2 separate regions of the Homo sapiens genome follow, and region 1 is linked to region 2. Evidence: chromatin loops called from intact Hi-C (ENCODE). Cell type or tissue: ascending aorta. All regions are shown on one strand. Links, peaks and the distances in the headings refer to the core of each region. The heading gives the core; the rest is flanking DNA.

What was found. Peaks named below come from ENCODE experiments on the same cell type or tissue, not always from the same donor. Only the 100,000 strongest peaks of a DNase experiment are listed, where the experiment ranks them.
Region 1: it touches region 2 in a loop (4-fold over the local background); 1 of 110 quality-filtered maps calls a loop at or near these places.

What each region holds. Positions count from the first base shown.
Region 1 is chr12:80,550,603-80,553,537 of GRCh38, forward strand. The region is part of intron 25 of PTPRQ (protein tyrosine phosphatase receptor type Q); the gene reads left to right. It overlaps LOC105369867 (a long non-coding RNA gene), which reads right to left. Exons shown (of 5, transcript XR_007063388.1): 3 at 1,562-1,661; 4 at 26-98. Among named protein-coding and RNA genes, the nearest start is that of PTPRQ, 110 kb to the left of the region's middle. In ascending aorta, for the core only: no CTCF peak of the experiment used is centred there; a DNase peak (open chromatin) is centred at 1,497; H3K27ac peaks cover 719 bases.
Region 2 is chr12:80,625,243-80,628,177 of GRCh38, forward strand. All of the region lies in intron 33 of PTPRQ (protein tyrosine phosphatase receptor type Q), which reads left to right. The region is part of intron 1 of LOC105369867 (a long non-coding RNA gene); the gene reads right to left. Among named protein-coding and RNA genes, the nearest start is that of MYF6, 81 kb to the right of the region's middle. In ascending aorta, for the core only: no CTCF peak of the experiment used is centred there; no DNase peak of the experiment used is centred there; H3K27ac peaks cover 1,130 bases.

The DNA.
Region 1 (2,935 bases), core at 249-2,748, 75 kb before region 2:
CTCATACCATGTCATTGTGACTTACCCTCCAGGAAGCTTCCTCACTCTGAGAAGGCCCCATTATTTGTTTTTTCCAAGATGCTGACTGGTAAATATTTCTAGGAAAAAATAGAAATGATTCTACTTTGTTTGTCTATAAATTCATCGTCCTTAATTGTCCCAGCTGCTCCAAAATTTTCTATGTATCCCTTGTTTATTCTTCATAGGAAATATGTTCATAGGAATACTCTCTATTCCATATGAAAATTGTTCTCTTTCTGAACCTAGTCTGTTCCCCCATCATCCATATTTATTGTTATTTTACTAATAATATCAAATATATTGATAGGCCCTCCTTCCATCAAAATTTATCCATGTCTTTATTTATGCCCTCCAGATATCTTCTCTTAGGAAGTCCTTGCCTTCCTCTTTCAGGGATCTAGCTGTTCATTTTCATTTTAATCTTATGTCTTCTCTAGGATATTACCCCATCAATTTATTCTAATATCTCCTGCATTTATCCTCTTTCTCTTTTTCTTGCACATTCACCCAAATTGTTGAAAAATCCCAACTGAAGACCTAGTTGGAGTATCAACTCCAAATATATATGAAATGGAATTTGTGTTACATGAAATCACTGTCTTTTTCTTAGTTTTCTATGCCTGTTCTTGACAATCCATTGGACCCCAAGCCTCATAGTTTTATACAATTCCTTACTCCATCTCTTCTACATACAATCAGGTCTTATCAATTCAATTTCCATCAGGGCTCTGCAATTTGCCCCTTCTCCACCTTGGCCACCACCATTGTATATTAGAGGGACCTTGTTGCTTCCTGTAATAACATCTTAACTAGCCTTATCACCCACACTACTTTAGCCTACCCATAAGTCTCATCTTTCCTCCTACTCACTTAATTGAATTGGTTCTAACATACAATTAGACCATTTATACATTGGCAGGTGAAATGTAATATCTGAACAATAAAGTTTAGACGTGTCAAGTTGGGTACCTGAAGCACAGAAGTAATAATGAAAGGCACCATGTGTAGGAGATGGGTTAAAATACTCCAAATATTTTGCTCATTCTCATTGTCTAGAAAATATCCCAGAATCCATCGCTAATTAGAATTTGGCTTCTCTCTAGCTTTTTATTCTTATATCCTTTTATTGTATCTTCTCATATAGCTGATGTCTCCAGCCAAACTTCATTTATTTAGCATGCTATTTCACTATTTCAGTATTTTAACTCAGAAAACATTTATTAAACATCTAGTATGAACTAATAATTGACTAGATTCTCTTCTTTAAACATATCCAACCATTTTTCATCATCAGATTGCTTTGCTTCCTTTAACTGTATTATTATTTTCCCTTTCTATGACACATAAAATTTTATTCATTTTTAAAAGCCCAGCTTAAATGTGCCTTCTTTATTAAAGCCTTTAATGGCATTTCTGGACTTCATCCCAGACTTGCTGACTCATAGCCTCAATGAGTGAAGCTTAAGAATCCATGCACTTAAGAATCTCTCTAGGTAATTCCGATATTCTGTATGTATTGGAGAGTACTGGAGTAGATTACCAGGAACTTTTGAGGACAGGCAAACAGTGTCAGAAAGGTCCATCAAGGGGTGACAGGTGTTTTCCCAGTGGGTGGCCAGCACATCATTGCTATGTGGAGTCTGTGGGAAGAAAAAATGTCAAAATGTCAAAATCCAGGTAGGTGGTCTGCATCAGGGTGGTCTAGCACCAGGTATAATGGTCTTGATCATTGGGCAGGAGCTGAGTCTTTGAGAACTGGCAAATAAAATTACAGGACAACATATCTGAAATAAATGAGAGATTCAGGAACAAGGCAGGAGATACTAGGTTGGTGCAAAAGTAACTGCAGTTTTTGCCATTAAAAGTAATATTGAGTATACTGGTACTCAAAGTGACAGCTTAGACACAGGAATGAAGCAGAAATTCAGTTAGTAGAACTGTGATTCATAATCCAAATCGCAATGTGCACCTGATGTAGAGCCACCTAAATTTAAGGTCCAGGTCTTTGTAAAAAAAAAAAATTATATATATATATATATATATATATATATATATATATATATATATATATTTGGAAATTTGAATTCCGTCTTAACTCAGGATTAAAAGGCAACATATGTAGAGATTGAGGGGATTCAAAATCAAAGAATTAAGCAGTTATTAAACATATTGTACTATGAACTATGTACTTTCCTACTACTGAGTACCATTGCTTCTCAAAGCTTGAATTCTGCATCAGAATGTGCAGCACTGTGGCATGGTTCTAGACTTATGGAGTCAGAATTTGGGAATTAGGACTCAGATCTTCATTTAAACAAGACATGTGAATAATACAATGCTGAATTTGGGAACCACTCATTTCCACCGCAAACTCTTTGCTTGTAGGAACCATGTCTTATTTGTCTTTATTTACTCACAGTTCTAACAGAAAGCCTTGGACATTGTAGGCATTCAAATGGTTGTAGAAGAAAGAAATGAATTGTTTTCTTCTAAAATTCATTATTTTTCATAGAGGTTTTTACTCCATTACAATATATTATTTCCACATTCCCATCAGGCAAAATTATAAATATTTTCTCCCATATAAATATAAAAATTCTTTAAGGAGAATCATTTATATAAAGCATGAGTATTAATTGCTGCTTCAAAAATATTTTGATTTTTATTTTTAAAATTGTTCTGCATCTAGTAGGTAATTATATTTATGATTACAATATTTATTAGGTAATTGATTTTTTATGGATTCACATGAATTGTTTGTTGATAAGAGGTTAGTAAGAACTGGGAATTTATTGTTCAGATTGGAAAAAATTTTACAGCCTGTTGCATACTTCTAATTTATGTGGTCTAAGATTAGTCACAGTGTATAGCCAGCTCTGAGTCACTGACTCCGTACTTATTTTTGACATAAAGT
Region 2 (2,935 bases), core at 314-2,813:
TCATGTGTTGGGATATATGAATCATTTGCAGCAGGCTAGGGACTCAAACATTCCTGGTAAGCTGCTGAAGACATATGTGTGCATGTAATCCCAGACTACAGAGAGAAGTCTAGGTCCCATCAAGGTCATCCACCCACCAGGGGATAAGCATTCATTCACTGGTATTTTGCACACCACAGGCAATGAGCACTAAGCCGAGTTGCCTGTCTGTTGAAACTTTGGGATTTAAGAGCTTTTGCACGACTCTGTTTCCACAGACCATTGTAGTGGTAATTATGCCTCTCAGAGACGTTATTATTTGGAGTTTAAAATTAGGGGCAAAAGAATCACCATAGACTGATAATCTTAAAAATGTTTAAGTTTAGTGAAAGGGACTAATGAAAGTACAAGTGAGAGATGGCCAGGTAGAACTTCACTGGATGGATAAGTATGAGTCTGTGGAAGAGCAGTTTGCATTTAGGGAAACCTTTCTGGCCTGTAGGGATAAACAGGGAAGATAACGTATGCATTATTTTAATCCTAAATAAATACTTGAAACTTATTTGATTTCGTTTTTACTCAAGATTGAGTATTGGCATTTTTATTATCAAAATTCACAAAAAACCCTCTTAAACTTTTTGAAAAAATCTTCCCTAGGCACATCAGTTTATGGAAAGTGCTTGTAGGCAATGTTTTGATTACAAGGTTTAATTATAGAGGGATCCTGTGATTTGAAAACCAGACACCCGTTTCTGTACCTTACAGGGCTCTCATTAAAGCTGAACATGATGAAATCTTAAACCCCATGGCAAAGGCACTCTGTGATTGTTTTCTTTTGTCATAACACTTCTCATTTAATTACTATGCTAACAATGAAAAGTTCCAATGTGCTCACTTAGATTCAGAAATAGGGAGTTGCTATGTATCTTTTGCATCCAAAGGATTACTTCCCTAAAGTCACCAGAGGAACAGAGGAAGATTGTATTTTGTTAACGAGACAGTGGTAATGTGGTGGTGAACCTCACATACTCTGTAGTCAAGACAGACGTATTTCAGGCAGGCTTGGTATATATTGAATTTATGAGATTGTGGGTTAGTTACTTAAAAAATTATTTTTAAGTTCTGAAATCTTATTTCTAAAATGAGAATACTAATACTCATTTTAGAAGCTAACTAGGAGATTAAATCAGATGAATAAAATGGATGAATAAATATGAAATGTTTGTTAATAAAGATACCTGTCATTGTTTATGTACCAAGTCTTTAAGGGGTTTTACATATAAACTCATGCATCTTCACTGCAACTCTGTAACAACACCTCCTATTTACATAGCGCCAATTTCTAGGTAAGAAGTTTGAAGCATTGTGTTTTTTACTAACTTGACCAAGCTTTTTAACCATCCCAAAGGTGGTGGCAGAACCTGCTTTCAGACCCAGGCAGCGTGACCTCAGTCAGTGCTGTACTTGTAACCACTGCACACACTACCTGCAAATCACTAAGTCCCCAAGTAGCCCCCAGTTCATTACTATGGGTGATGTTTCTGCTCCCACAACCTATCTTTGCTGTACCATTTTCTCTTCTTGATAGTTTTAATTATTTCTAGCAGCTCTCTTTTCTCACACTTTGTCTTGGCTTTTGAGGTTAGTGTTCACAGATAAGCATGTGTTGCTTTTGTGTTTAGAGATATGGTTTCTTTTTATTTTTTTAACACCGAATAATGTGACTTTTCTCACACCCTAGCAAACACTTTATTAGCTACCTTTAAATTTTTTCCTGTCTGTATGGATGAAAATGATGTTCATCCCAATGGGGTGTTTTAATCTATATGTTTAAAATTTTATTGAATATTGACAAATTATACACGTATATATTTATGGGGAACAGAGTGATGCCATGATATATGTATACCATGTGCAATTATTGAATCAAGTTAATTAACAAATCCATCACCTCAAGCACTTATCATTTATTCCTCCTATCTAACTCTATTTCTTGACTTATGGAATTGAGTAACTTTTAGTAAATTATTTGCTCAGTGTTTGAATACCCTAGGTGACTAGCACTGGGCCAAAAGAGAAGATGAACTCCCTATACTTTAGTCCTGTTATAAGAACTCAATTTTTATAATAATAATAATAATAATAATAATAATAATAATAAAGAAGGAGGAAGAGGAGGAGGAGGAGGAAGGGGAGGAGGAGAAGAAGGAGAGGGAGAAATAAGGAGGAAAAGACTTTCCATTTTATATGCATCTTTATCAGGAGCCAGGCATTGTACTATGAGCTTTATATCTAATTGAATTCAAGTTTCTCCTTAGAGAATAGGCTTAAAAACAGACTTAAAAAGTTGGATACATATGCTGAATTTAAATAATGATAACTTCAGTCAGAAGATAATACTTATGAAAAATTAGTGCTTTAGAATTATGATTTGCCAAATTATAGTAGTACAATTTATTATGTAAACAGACCAATTTAATGTGATTTGTCACAGGATTTTAAGTCTAGTCAGAAATGACTTGCACCTACTACAAAAAGAAACATGTTTATATTTTTAAGTAAAAGAATTCCATTTTCTATTAAAGGATTTGGAGAAGTGACATCATTCTCTACTGTTAATGCTCTGTGGGTCCATGCATAACAGTGAATCAGAAAGTGTACTTGATAATCAGGGAACATTTTGTCCTCTCTTAGTGACACTTTTGTAATTCATGTGCCCAAAGGATTACATATTGTTTATTAATATATTATATGTCATTTCCTCATTTGGCCAGTGCTTTGAAATGGTAATCTAATCTAAAAAAAATTTTTTGTGTGGTCTATGAGAACATTTTTTTCCCACTGAGTTCTAAGGCCCAGTGATTCATTATTACCTAATAAAGAGGATTCTTTATTCATCTTCATGCCTCCTTTCCCAAGCATATCCAATTAGAGTCACCATGTGAAAATTCATAAA